2 separate regions of the Homo sapiens genome follow, and region 1 is linked to region 2. A link is a contact called in ENCODE Hi-C or POLR2A ChIA-PET data. All regions are on one chromosome and are shown on one strand. Each heading gives the region's core, a stretch centred on a gene start or an enhancer-like site at or near the end of the contact. The rest is flanking DNA. Distances are from core to core; before and after follow the strand shown. Region 1 overlaps LINC02998 (long intergenic non-protein coding RNA 2998). Region 2 overlaps SNX18 (sorting nexin 18).

Region 1 (6,033 bases), core at 3,342-5,841, 170 kb after region 2:
AGGTTCTCAGCTCTTTATCAGCTGGTTGGCAGAGCCCTCCCTCCTATCCTGGCCACATCAGCTTCTCTAGGGCAGTTCACAACATGGCAGCTGGCTTCACCAAAGAGAGCAAGTGAGAGAGGAAGGGAAGGCAAGCTGGAAATAAGCCAGACTCTTTGTTACCTAATCTTGGAAGTGACATGCCATCCCTCTTGCTATTTTCTTTTCCTTAGGAGTTGGTCACTAGGTCCCTCCCACACTCAAGGACAAGACTATAGAAGGACACAAAGACCAGGGGATGAGGATCTTTCAGGGCTATCTGAGAAACTCCTATTATAGAAGAAGCAGATTGGAGACCTTGCCAAGAAAGTGGTAGTTGAGTAAAGAAATGTAGGAAGGCAGGAAAAGAGCAATATCTGGAAGAAGAGCATTCCAAGCTCAGGGAACAGAACAGGCAGAGTTTTCCAGGCAGGAGCAAGGCATGTATAGTCTCTCTGTAAAAAGTAATCTACTGATGGTCTCCAGCAATTTGCCTGACTTTAACATATTTTGATCTGATATGCACTAATCAATAAGATCTCTTCATCCCATAAATATACACCATCTTCCATACATTAGGCTCTGTGCAAGGCTAAGAGTGTCAGCAACCCTGAGCTCAACTAATCAAAGGGAAGCTTTTCAGGCCTGTGCACTGGCCCTGCAGCTTTGATGAGTAGAGGATGGTCTGTAATATTTATTATCCTACAGCATTTCTCTTTAGACACAGAAATTGTCTAAGGAGTGACATCAGCAAGATGGTGGACTAGGAGGCTCTGACCCTCCTCCCCCACCAAATAAACAACAATTTGGCAATTATCCAGGGACTGAAAGAGCACTGGGAGAGCTCCGGAGTGAGGTTAAGAAGCTACAGCCACCCAGTGGAGCACAAAAACTGAGGACAGCCATATAGAAAAGTATAGAAAGCATTTTACCTGAGTAACTCCGCTCCCCTAGGGCCAGCTTATACACTGAAAATTATAATACATTGATGAAGAAATTAAAGAAGACACAGATAAATAGAAAGAAATCTTGTTTTCATGGATCAAAAGAATATTGTTAAAATATCCATACTACCCAAAGTGATCTACAGATTCAATGACATTTCTATTAAAATTCCAAAGGCATTCTTTATAGAAATAGAAAAAATATTCTAAAATTTATATGAAATCACAAAAACCTCTGAATAGTCCAAGCAATGTTGAGTAAGAAGAGCCAAGTTGGAAGCAACAGCTGTCTAGATTTCAAAATATATTACAAAGCTATAACAATCAAAACAGCATGACACTGGCATAAAACAGACATATAAGCCAATAGAACAGAATAGAGAGCCCAGAAATAAATACACTCATTAACTGATCTTTCACAAAGGTGCCAAGAAAACACAACGGGGAAAAGATTGTCTCTTCAACAAATGGTATTGGGAAAACTGGATATCCACATGCAGAAGAATGAAATTGGACCCTTATCTCACACTATATACAAAAATCAACTCAAAATAAAGACTTAAAAGTAAGATCTAAAATCAGAAAGACTACTAGAATAAAACATAGGGAAAAAGCTTTTTGATCTTTGTTTGGGCAATGATTTTTCTTGGATATAACCCCAAAAAGCACAGGCAACAAAAGCAAAAATAGAAAAATGGGATTCTATCAAACTAAAAAGCCTCTGTACAGCAAAGGAAACAATCAACAAAGTGAAAGGTAACCTACGAAGTGGGAGAAAATATTTGCAAACCACGTATCAGATGAGGGTTTAACATCCAAAATATATAAGGAATTCATAACAACTTAATGGCAAAATCAAACAACCCAATAAAAAATGGGCAAAGGACATAGACATTTATCAGAGAAGATATACAAACGGCTGATAGGTGTATAAAAAGGTGCTCAACATCACTAATAATCAGGAAAATGCAAATTAAAATCACAATATAATATTACCTCTCACCTGTTAGAACGGCTATTATCAAAAAGACAAAAGATAGCATGTGTTGGTGAGGATGTGGTGAAAAGGAAACCCTTGTACACTCTTGGTGGAAATGTAAATTGGTATAGCTATTACGGAAAACAGTATGGAGGTTCCCCAAAAAGTTAAAAATAAAACTACCATATGACTTAGCAGTCTCATTTCTGGGTATATATGCAAAGGAAATGAAATCAGTACCCTGAAGAGATATGAATACTCCAATGTGCAATGAAGCATTATTCACAATACCCAAGATATAGAAACAACCTAAATGTCTACAATAGATAAGTGATTTTTAAAAATGTGGTATATATGTATACATATACAAAACAGAATATCATTCAGCCTAAAAAAAGAAGGAGATCCTGCCGTTTGCAACAACATGGATGAATCTGAAGGATATGATACTAAGTAAAATAAGCCAAACACAGAAGGACAAATATTTCAGGATCTCACTTATATGTAGAATCTAAAATAGTCAAACTCATAGAAGTGGAGAGTAGAATGACGGTTACCAGGGGCTGGCGGGGAGGAAGAAATGTGGAGACATTGATCAAAGGGTATAAAGTTTCAGTTTTGCAAGATGAGTAAGTTCTGGACATCTAACATACGTCAATGTGACTATGGGTAAATTGTGTGAGGTGAAGATACGTTAGTTAGCTTGACTGTGGCTGTCATTTTACAATACATGTGTAAATCAAAACACCAAGTTGTATACCTTAAATGTGTACAAGTTTTAATTATACCTCAATAAATTCTGGCTATCATTCCACAATACATACATATATCAAAACACCAAATTGTACACCTTAAATGTGTTCAATTTTTTTATTGTACCTCAAAAAAGCTAAAAAAAGTCATGAATAAAAAGACTAGAAATTGCCTGGAAACAAAAATGCTTTCAATCTATCAGGGATTCTTAACTTGGGGTCTGTGGCTAGATCTCAGGTTCCAGGAAACTGGATGAGAAAAAAATTTATGTCTCTATTTTTACTAAGCTATAATGAAAATTTAGCCTGTCCCTCTGTCATGAATGTAGGTGTGATAGTTGGCTTCCCATGTGGCTCCAGGGACCCCCCTCCTGATGTTCACACACCCGTGCAGTCCCTCCCTTGGAGCCCCACATTGGTCCTGTGACATACGGCACAGGAGGAGTGATGGCTGTTACTTCCGAGATTAGGTTATGAAAGGGTGCAGCTTCTGACTGGGACTCTTGTTCTTTTTCTCCATCACTCACTCTAAGGGAAGCCAGCTGCCATGTCTTGACATGTGACAAGGAACTAAGGCATCCAGCCAAGAGCCAGTGAGAATGTGAGACCAGCCAACAGCCACATGAGTGAGCTTGGAAGTTGGAAGTCAATCTTCCCGCCTTCAGATGGCTGGAGTCCTGGCCAACAACTTGACTTCAACCTCATGGGAGACTCAGAGGAAAAACGCCCAGCTAAGCCCCTCCTAGATTCCCAACCCTTAGAAACTGAGTGTGATATTTGTTATTTTTGAGTTGCTAAGTTGTGTTATGCAGCAATAAATAACACCATAGGCAGCAAACACTGTAGTATTAGCAGTACCTGTGATTCTATCACTTTATCACTAAAATATTTTGTTTATTGATTTTAATATGACTGGTGTCCTTTATGTCCTTTATAATTCTATGTATGTATTTAAATTTTTGCATTTAAAAACATTCTTCTGAGAGGGGATCCATAGGCTTTACCAGACAGCCAAAGGGCACAAAAAAAGGTTAAGAACCCTGAATTTGCAAGTCATAGTTTCTTCCTGGTGATGTGCAGGGGGACAAAAAACACCTCCCAAAGGTGTAATTAAATTCTGCACAGACCACAGCGGCAGGATCTTCCAGGGGTTGGGGCCAGCTGTCCGCTGTGGGGACAGGGATGAGCTTGGTGGGCTGGGCAGGGCTGTCCTCCTCCACAGGAGGGAGGAGCAGCTTCTGCATCCAGCCTGGACTCCTCCAGCACCAGCAGTGCCTCCTGCCCACACTTTGCACCAAACATAGCTCTCCCTTCCCTTTTCATCCAGTGTCAGAATTGCTCTTTTAATTGGCTGACAACCCTGAAGCCGGGAGAATGCAGAGGAATGCAGTCAATGTGCTGACAGCCCGTGTGAGAGTCAGCACAGAGCACCCGCTGGGCTGAGCAGCAGGAGGTGGGCTCCTTCCCAGGGTAGTCCAGAGAAGGAGCTGAATGTGAAACTCCTGTTTGGCATTTCCTGGCCCAGGACAATGGAGATCATCACACCTCCCCTTGATCCTCAGGAATCTGGATGCTCACTGTCTAGAGGGGACTGGACCCCAGAGGCATCTCCCCAGCCCTTCATGGAAAAGTGACCGGCACCAGTACCTCCATTTCCAAGATAAGAGTTTGTGTCCCTGGTCCTAGAGGTTCCAGGCGGAGCTAGGAAAAAGTTAGAGAATGTTGGCCACCTCCAGTGTCAGTCTCAGCTTACAGATGTGGACACTGAGAGCAAGAAAAGTGAAGTGTCTTCTCAGGGTCACAAAATTCATTTGGCAAGAGTCAAATCAAAACCCTGGTGTCCTGACACACTGTGCCTGTCTTATTGACTGTTATATTTCTAAGCCCTGGCAGAGGGCCCAGCACATAGAATGTTGTTGAAGGCATGAGTAAGCACACCCAATCTGAGTGTTCTTTCTGTCCCATCAAACCTTTCTACACTTTCACACAAGGACATGGAAAAAACAGTGGGCCTGGGTGAATCTCTTCATTTTAATTTTCCTCTTTGTCAAAACGAATGGTAAGTTGTCTCCCCATCTCTACTTCCTCCTTTTTCCACTTCAAAATCTAAAAAATCACCCATATTTTGGCAAGCTGTTAGATTACAAGAGTGAATTTTGTTGTAAATTTGGTAATCCTAGGATCATTACTAGTTTAGCTGTAAAATGAAGAGGTACTCTAAGACTATTATAACAAGACAGGAAAGATAGTGCTGGGGACTCTCTGTGACCCATGATGAGACGGGAAGGATGAAGGAGGGACCCCCCACCTCCTCTGAGGCCAGAGCTGAGTCACAGGTATCTGAAGAATTTGTATCTCCCCTGCCTAGAGCAGCGCCATTCATGCATTACATATAGTAGGTGCTCAATAAAGATTAGTTGACTGCTGATTGACTGACAGAGTAGTGAAAGCACCCTGCGAGCTGACCCTAATGGTGGTCACCACAGCCTCCCATGTCTTCTCCCTGCAGATGAGATAGGCCACCAAGACGTGAAGTCCTAAGGGATCCAAGCCAGAGCCAGATCTCCAATGTGCCCTTCCAGGCTCTAGTAATGAGGATATGAGAAGCCCAGGGTGGCAGAATCCAGGTAGACCTCTGTATTGCACATGTGTGCATATACATGCCTTGCCAATGTGTACCTCTGTAATCAGCTAATAGGAACTGGTAGACATCTATAGAGGACAGCCAGCCAGAACAAAGCCGTGGCATCATGATCCCAAAGCTGAAGGAGTTTATCTTCACCATCTCCATTACTGGTCGTAAGTCTTAAGGAGCCACATGGCCACATTGTGGCTTTCAAAAGCAGTCCCTGGCCTTCAGTTTTTCAATGAAGTATACCTCATAACACACAGACACACACACACACACAAAACATATATATATAACACTTATGTATGAAAAGTATACTCTTTTATCTAGAAATATTCCCAGAAAAATCAAGGAAGAAAAACATCAAACATAAAAAAGTATATTCTATTTTAGTGTGTTTCCTTTTTTCCAGTCTCCTGAAAATCCTTGGATGCAGGCTAAGTTGATGAGTTCATGAGTTGGATACAGTATGTGTTTTGAATTTTTATAAAATCCTTGGAAGATTATACCGGATAAGGCAGTTTTTTTCTTCCTGTGACATATTTGAAATAGAAGGAAAAACAGGAGGCATATGCCCCTGAATAGTTTAAGGTAATGTGGTTTTAGCCATTCAGAGCAATAAATATTTATTGACATCCTACTATATATAAGACATTGAGCAAGTGCCTTACAGAGTCAGAAATGAACATGATACATCCCCGTAGATAAGGA
Region 2 (5,495 bases), core at 2,253-4,752:
TACTGAAGGAAAAAGATAATTGATTTATACTATGTTTTAAAAAAAAAAAAGGTATTGATGAGCCCCCCCCCCCCAGGACATTTAACCTTAAAATTTATTTTAAATGTATTCTTTTATTATTATAAGGGAAATACAGATGGCTGATAAATACCAAAAAGATTCAAAAGCAGCTTAATTTAAAAAGCACAAAGAGATTCTGGCTTACAGTGCCCCAATCTCAATGTTTTTATAGTTGCTGAGCTAACTAATGTGATTATTGAGTTTACAGATTTAAAAATTGTCACTGTTAGAGTATCTACTGTTTTTATGAAGTCAAACTTATGCTGCCTCAGAAATCCCTGGGTACTGAAATGGTAACATGGAAGTGAAGAGGTCACTTTGAAATATTGGTGAGTCACAAAGATTAAAGAAAAGGATCAGTTTGCAGATACTCAGAAAAGGTTATTGAAATAATTACTGAACAGCACATTTTCTCTCTAAAAAGTAGTTTCATATGGGTTGTATTTTTAAGATCAGATTATCATTTTGATATTTGGTCAAAATTTTGTACCTTAGGTTACTTAGAGCCAGATTTAACATCATGAACATTATGTGGCTTTGTCTTTACTACAGATATGTGGAACTGTAACCAAATATGTTGTCTCTAAAACTTGTTGATTGCAAAATACAGTTCTATAAACAAAACCCATATGTATATATAAATGTTAATTTTGCGGAAGTCTGGAAATTATAACTATAGCATTTAAGTTTGAGTCTGTATTGGACAAATAAGCACCATGCTTTTCAAATGATTTAAAAATTACTTTTATTTGCCTCTTTATTTTGATGGTGGTTGGATTTTTTTTTTTTTAATAGTAAAATCACTAAACTTGTGCAATGGTAGCATGGAAATTATCTGAGGTATATTGTATGATTGTACTTTAGCCAGGGTGGACATAGCTTAAATTATAAAAACTAAAGATGAAAGTACAAGGAAGTATAAGTTATACTTATGTAAGTATAAATTCATGCTGCCTACTTCTAAGAGAAATTTCATTCTTCATAACCACATAACATTATAATGCCACTGATTCATACGGGATTTACATTAATTCTATGGGGGAGGACACTAGAATTATTAGTGTTCATTTTCATCTAAGATCTTTATTCTCTAACGTTCTTGGTCCTATTGAAACATTGCAGTATGCAAAACTACTGCAATGTTAAACCCAAGAGAAAAGCCATTATCATGTGTATGCTGGTCATCATGATCAGTGTGGTACAATTTTTAAAAATAAACTATCATGCCCTTCATGCCATTATTTGTCTTTATTTCTATGATTTATAATCCTGATATGTGATGTGTTTGTAACACAGGGTGTGCACTTGAGCCTGGTTTTACTGTTTTTATTAGACAGAGTTGTTTATATGCTGTAACTGTAACGCAGCGAGACTGGTTCTACAGCCATGTGTCGTAATCTTGTTCCCCGTCCAAGCTGTTGTATCTGAAGGTACCCAGTTTGCACCCAGGATGAGGGAACGCATTCAAAAGTGAAATGTAAAGCCAGTGCACGAATATTATAGTAATTGAGATTTTCCCAGGCTTCACTGATACAGTTGTTTTGCATTTATTCACAATAATACAGCAGATTCTTAAATGCCGATTTTTAATTGTCTTAAATTTTGCTGCTGTTCTCATAATTAAGGACTTGAAAAATGTTTTAGTCTGTCAAGTATGTAAAGTTTGTGTAAAAACTTTTAAATGTCATTCTTAAGTTCATTGCCATAGCCATTTTCCATTTATGTCTTCATTTTCCAAAAATCAAATGCCATGTCTGATACCTTTAAGTCCATAAGCATTCAATTTTCTCATTTCCACCTTCATCTTTGGTTAACAGAATAAGTAAAACAGGGTATTATTTATTTGTAGTCTAGAAATGTTGAATATTGTTTTATTTCCTTCAAAATGTTATGATTAGTGCAGATCAGCCATGTTTATCTTTTTAAAAAATAAACAGGTTGCTTTATTTCTTAGCTTCAATGGAATATAATTATTTTTTCTCCACTCATCAAGGAGGCATTTATTTAATGTGAAGAATTACACAGAAAAATAGAAGAGCATGTTCTGTCTTGAGCTTCATCTGCAGTTACCATAGAAATTATTCATCAAACACTGTAGCTAATTTGATTAATTTAAAACCATCATCATTCAGATAGTCCCATGGAGTATCTGCTTCCATTAGTGACATCAGGAATTAAGCACATAGCAGTAAGTTGTGAGTGAGAGGTTTTGAAATAATAGCTCCCATGAGTCCAATACCTGAGACAGAAGCAGGTGCTTAAGTAAAGTACTTGACATACTGTCTGTTGGTTGCCATAAATAGGCGAACTCCAACACACATAAGCCAAAATATAATAGCTACGGGACCTGGCATATCTTGCAAGGGGCCAAAGTCCCATTTGGCAAAGCTTGCCCTCTTTGTGGGGCTTTGTAGTCTTGTATCTGCTTATCTTTACAGATTTGTTTTACATATATGTTTTTTCTCCTGGCCTGCCTTTCTTAGCATCTTGTAATGTCTAGAATGGCCTAGCCATCTTTTACTTCACAAATATACTTGGACCAGTGATGGACATCTGGACAAATCACCTACGGTTTGGGGAGGCTGTGAGAAGGAGAGCTACACTTAAAAGTATGCAAGAGAAGAAAGGACCTTTATCTGGTTATCCTCACAATGAACCTATGAGGAAGATAATATCTCTAGTTTATAGATGAGTTAAAGAGATCAGTGAAGTCTAATTTCTTTTGACCAAGATCACACAAACTAAATGATGGAGCTGAGATTCAAATTGGGATCTGGCTCAAGCCTATTATTTTTAAACTAGATTACACTGAATGTGATTTCTCTGCTTTTCAGAAATCCCTAACATCTTCCCAAGTCTCCACTCCTGGAATGATAGAGATTCCATCATTCTTTGGGCACTGGGCACAAAAGTACAAAGGGAACTTCCCAGAATCTGCTGTTTGCACCCATTTCTGCTGGGAAAGGTGAGAGTCTGTGCTGCTATGTCTGGTCTCTCAACAGAAGGTCTGACTGCAGTCTTACGTAGACTGGGAAGCATGCCAGATGTTACCTTCCAGTATTGTTATGAAGAGTGAGAGAAAGGGTCCAAAACTGACTGTTTCCCCTTCTCTCCAACTTTCACCTCCATGCAGTGCCAATAGAAGCACATTCCAGTTGCCATAACAATGGCCTTGGCAGAACCACAAGTCAAAAATTTGAACTCCAGTTGGTCAGAGTCAGGGTTACTCATGAGTACCACTTGGCCACAGGTGGGACTCAGGTGAGAGCAACAGAATTTGCTGAGTAATAAGCTCTGGAGAGTTTGAAGAGTGGTGGGGTAGACTTCTAGGCAGCGTATAGAGGGATGCTGCTGTGCTAGGGCTCCATGGGCAGGAAACCAGAAAAACCCAGCAGTGGAAGCCAGGCCTCTGAGGTGGGGGAAGTTAATCTGGGATTGGCTCATGGCTATAGCCTTTCCAGGGATCACAAGTCCTCCCTACTTGGCCCTGATCCCAGGATGTCTCAATCCTAACATCCCTGTGTCAGAGCTTCTCAAACTGCCTGCCTGTCTTAAAGGCCATTTCAGCTTCATTGAGTGACTTGTACCAGAAGCATGCCAAAGGCAAGACCAATTGTCCATGTGAAGCCACCTGCCAAGGGAGCTTAAAAACAAGGTGTGTGGTATTTTGTTGCTGTGTGTCCCATCAGCCTACCCTGGAATTGATCTCTAAGTCTGAAGTGGCCAGATGCATCAGACCTTATTTTTGCAGTGGTTTAAATTTTCTCTCACTCCAGGAAATGGCTCTCAGGATGGAATTGCTGAGTTGTTGAGCTTCTCTGCAAGCTGACCCAGCATATCAGTGAGAAAGGCAGCAATTTGGAGCCAGAGACCTGGGTCAGATCCTAGTTGCTCCACTCTCTGACCTCAGGCAACTCACTAACCCAGCTCTGACCCTCAGTTTCCTCAATTGTATGATTGACTGACTTAGATTGTATTGAATTATTGAGAGTATTAGATAAACCACCATGTGAAGCCTTAACCATTTTGCAATACTCCCTCCATGACAGACATGGGAGATGATAACAATTTTAGAAGTAGATACTTAATAAATGTTCTATTCCTGAACATCATGTGACCATGGGCTAGTCACTTAACGTGAGTCAGTTTTCTTATCTATAATGGGGTATGCAGTCATCCCTCAGTATCTGCAGGGCATTGGTTCCAGGACACCCTCAATCCCACCCCACTCCCTGCAGATAACAAAATCTGTAGATGCTCAAGTCATAGAATGGCATAATATTTTCATATAACCTATGCACGTTCTCCTGTATACTTCAGATCATCTCTTTATTCCTTGCCATGCCTAATACAATGTCAGGGCTATGTCAATAGTTGTTACACTGTTATATTTTTATTTGTATTTTTTTGTATTGTTATTTCTTATTGTTTGAGGTGGAATATTTTCAATCGTCCATTGGTTGGATCCACAGATGTGGAACCCACAGATACTGAGGGCCAACTATAGAATCCCCTTTGTGGACATATTGTGAGAAATGAATGGCAGGTGGAAAGCCCTGAGCCCAAGGCATTGACAGGAGGGATAGAGTAAAGACCCTCTGTGGTTATGTGAGAAAGGAAGAGCTGCAGTATTTAAATAATAAGAACATTGTGTCACCTGTACTATGGAAAATTAAGGAGTTCACCCTTGGGTCCCAGGTAGGCAGAGGTTCCTGCTTTAGCCCTGGTAACTTCACCTTCTGCCCACTTTGCCCACCTGGGTCACAGGACCAAACCCCATTCCAGCTTCTTGTCTTGCAGAGCCCTGGCACAGCATCCTTCTTACTCTGCCTGGAAACCTACTTCTCCACTGCTTCTCAGACCCACCAGCACCTCCTGTTAGGGTGGGGAGAGGTTCAGCTCTCCAGAGATGGCCCTTTGCAGCAAGGCAAAGGAGCCCTTGGTCTCCAAAAGCTAAGTGCTAATATGTTTAAGAATTTGTCCCGTAGCTCTAACTAGGAAGATCTGAAAAAGACAGCTCAGAACTTGTCTTTATTCACCAAATTAATAGTGGTTTTATTGAATTCTTTTCACATCCTGAAAATATGTACTTGGGACCTAGGACAGAGAGAGGCAGCCTACTCTGTGTTCACGTCCCAACCCTGGCCTCGTGTTACATACAGACATTGTAAGATGATGGTCAATGTGTCACTCTGGGAAGTTGAATTTAGTGCCTCTGAGTGGCTTTTGGGGCAGCCATGCCCTGAATCAAAATATTAGTGTAGACCAAGTTTGATTAGGCAACTTGTTTGTTCCACTTTTGTTCAACCCAGCAGTTTTAAAAGAATGCAGAGTCTTAGTTCAAAATGGTTCCCTTTGCTTGAAAAATCTTAAAAACATTGGAGTGCAGTTCAGGATTTACCAAATTAAGGTTCAGCTTAAAGCTGATGGTGCTT

What was found. A loop is a pair of places that touch in the nucleus more often than their neighbours do. ChIA-PET counts read pairs that join two places held with the same protein, here RNA polymerase II (POLR2A).
Region 1: a loop to region 2 is called in a map of motor neuron, with 2.8 times the contacts of the local background. The contact joins two enhancer-like sites. A Hi-C loop is called at or near these places in 1 of 168 maps with a recorded cell type or tissue (motor neuron). POLR2A ChIA-PET finds 5 or more read pairs at or near these places in 2 of 52 experiments (A673 and HEK293).

What each region holds. Positions count from the first base shown.
Region 1 is chr5:54,715,525-54,721,557 of GRCh38, forward strand. All of the region lies in intron 1 of LINC02998 (long intergenic non-protein coding RNA 2998), which reads right to left. All of the region lies in intron 2 of LOC105378969 (a long non-coding RNA gene), which reads left to right. Among named protein-coding and RNA genes, the nearest start is that of LINC02998, 26 kb to the right of the region's middle. Within about 2 kb of position 4,592, at least 7 of the 41 ENCODE cell types and tissues checked have a DNase peak (open chromatin) inside an H3K27ac peak, as active enhancers do.
Region 2 is chr5:54,544,574-54,550,068 of GRCh38, forward strand. It overlaps SNX18 (sorting nexin 18), which reads left to right. Exons shown (of 2, transcript NM_001102575.2): 2 at 1-2,013. Among named protein-coding and RNA genes, the nearest start is that of SNX18, 30 kb to the left of the region's middle. Within about 2 kb of position 3,503, at least 9 of the 41 ENCODE cell types and tissues checked have a DNase peak (open chromatin) inside an H3K27ac peak, as active enhancers do.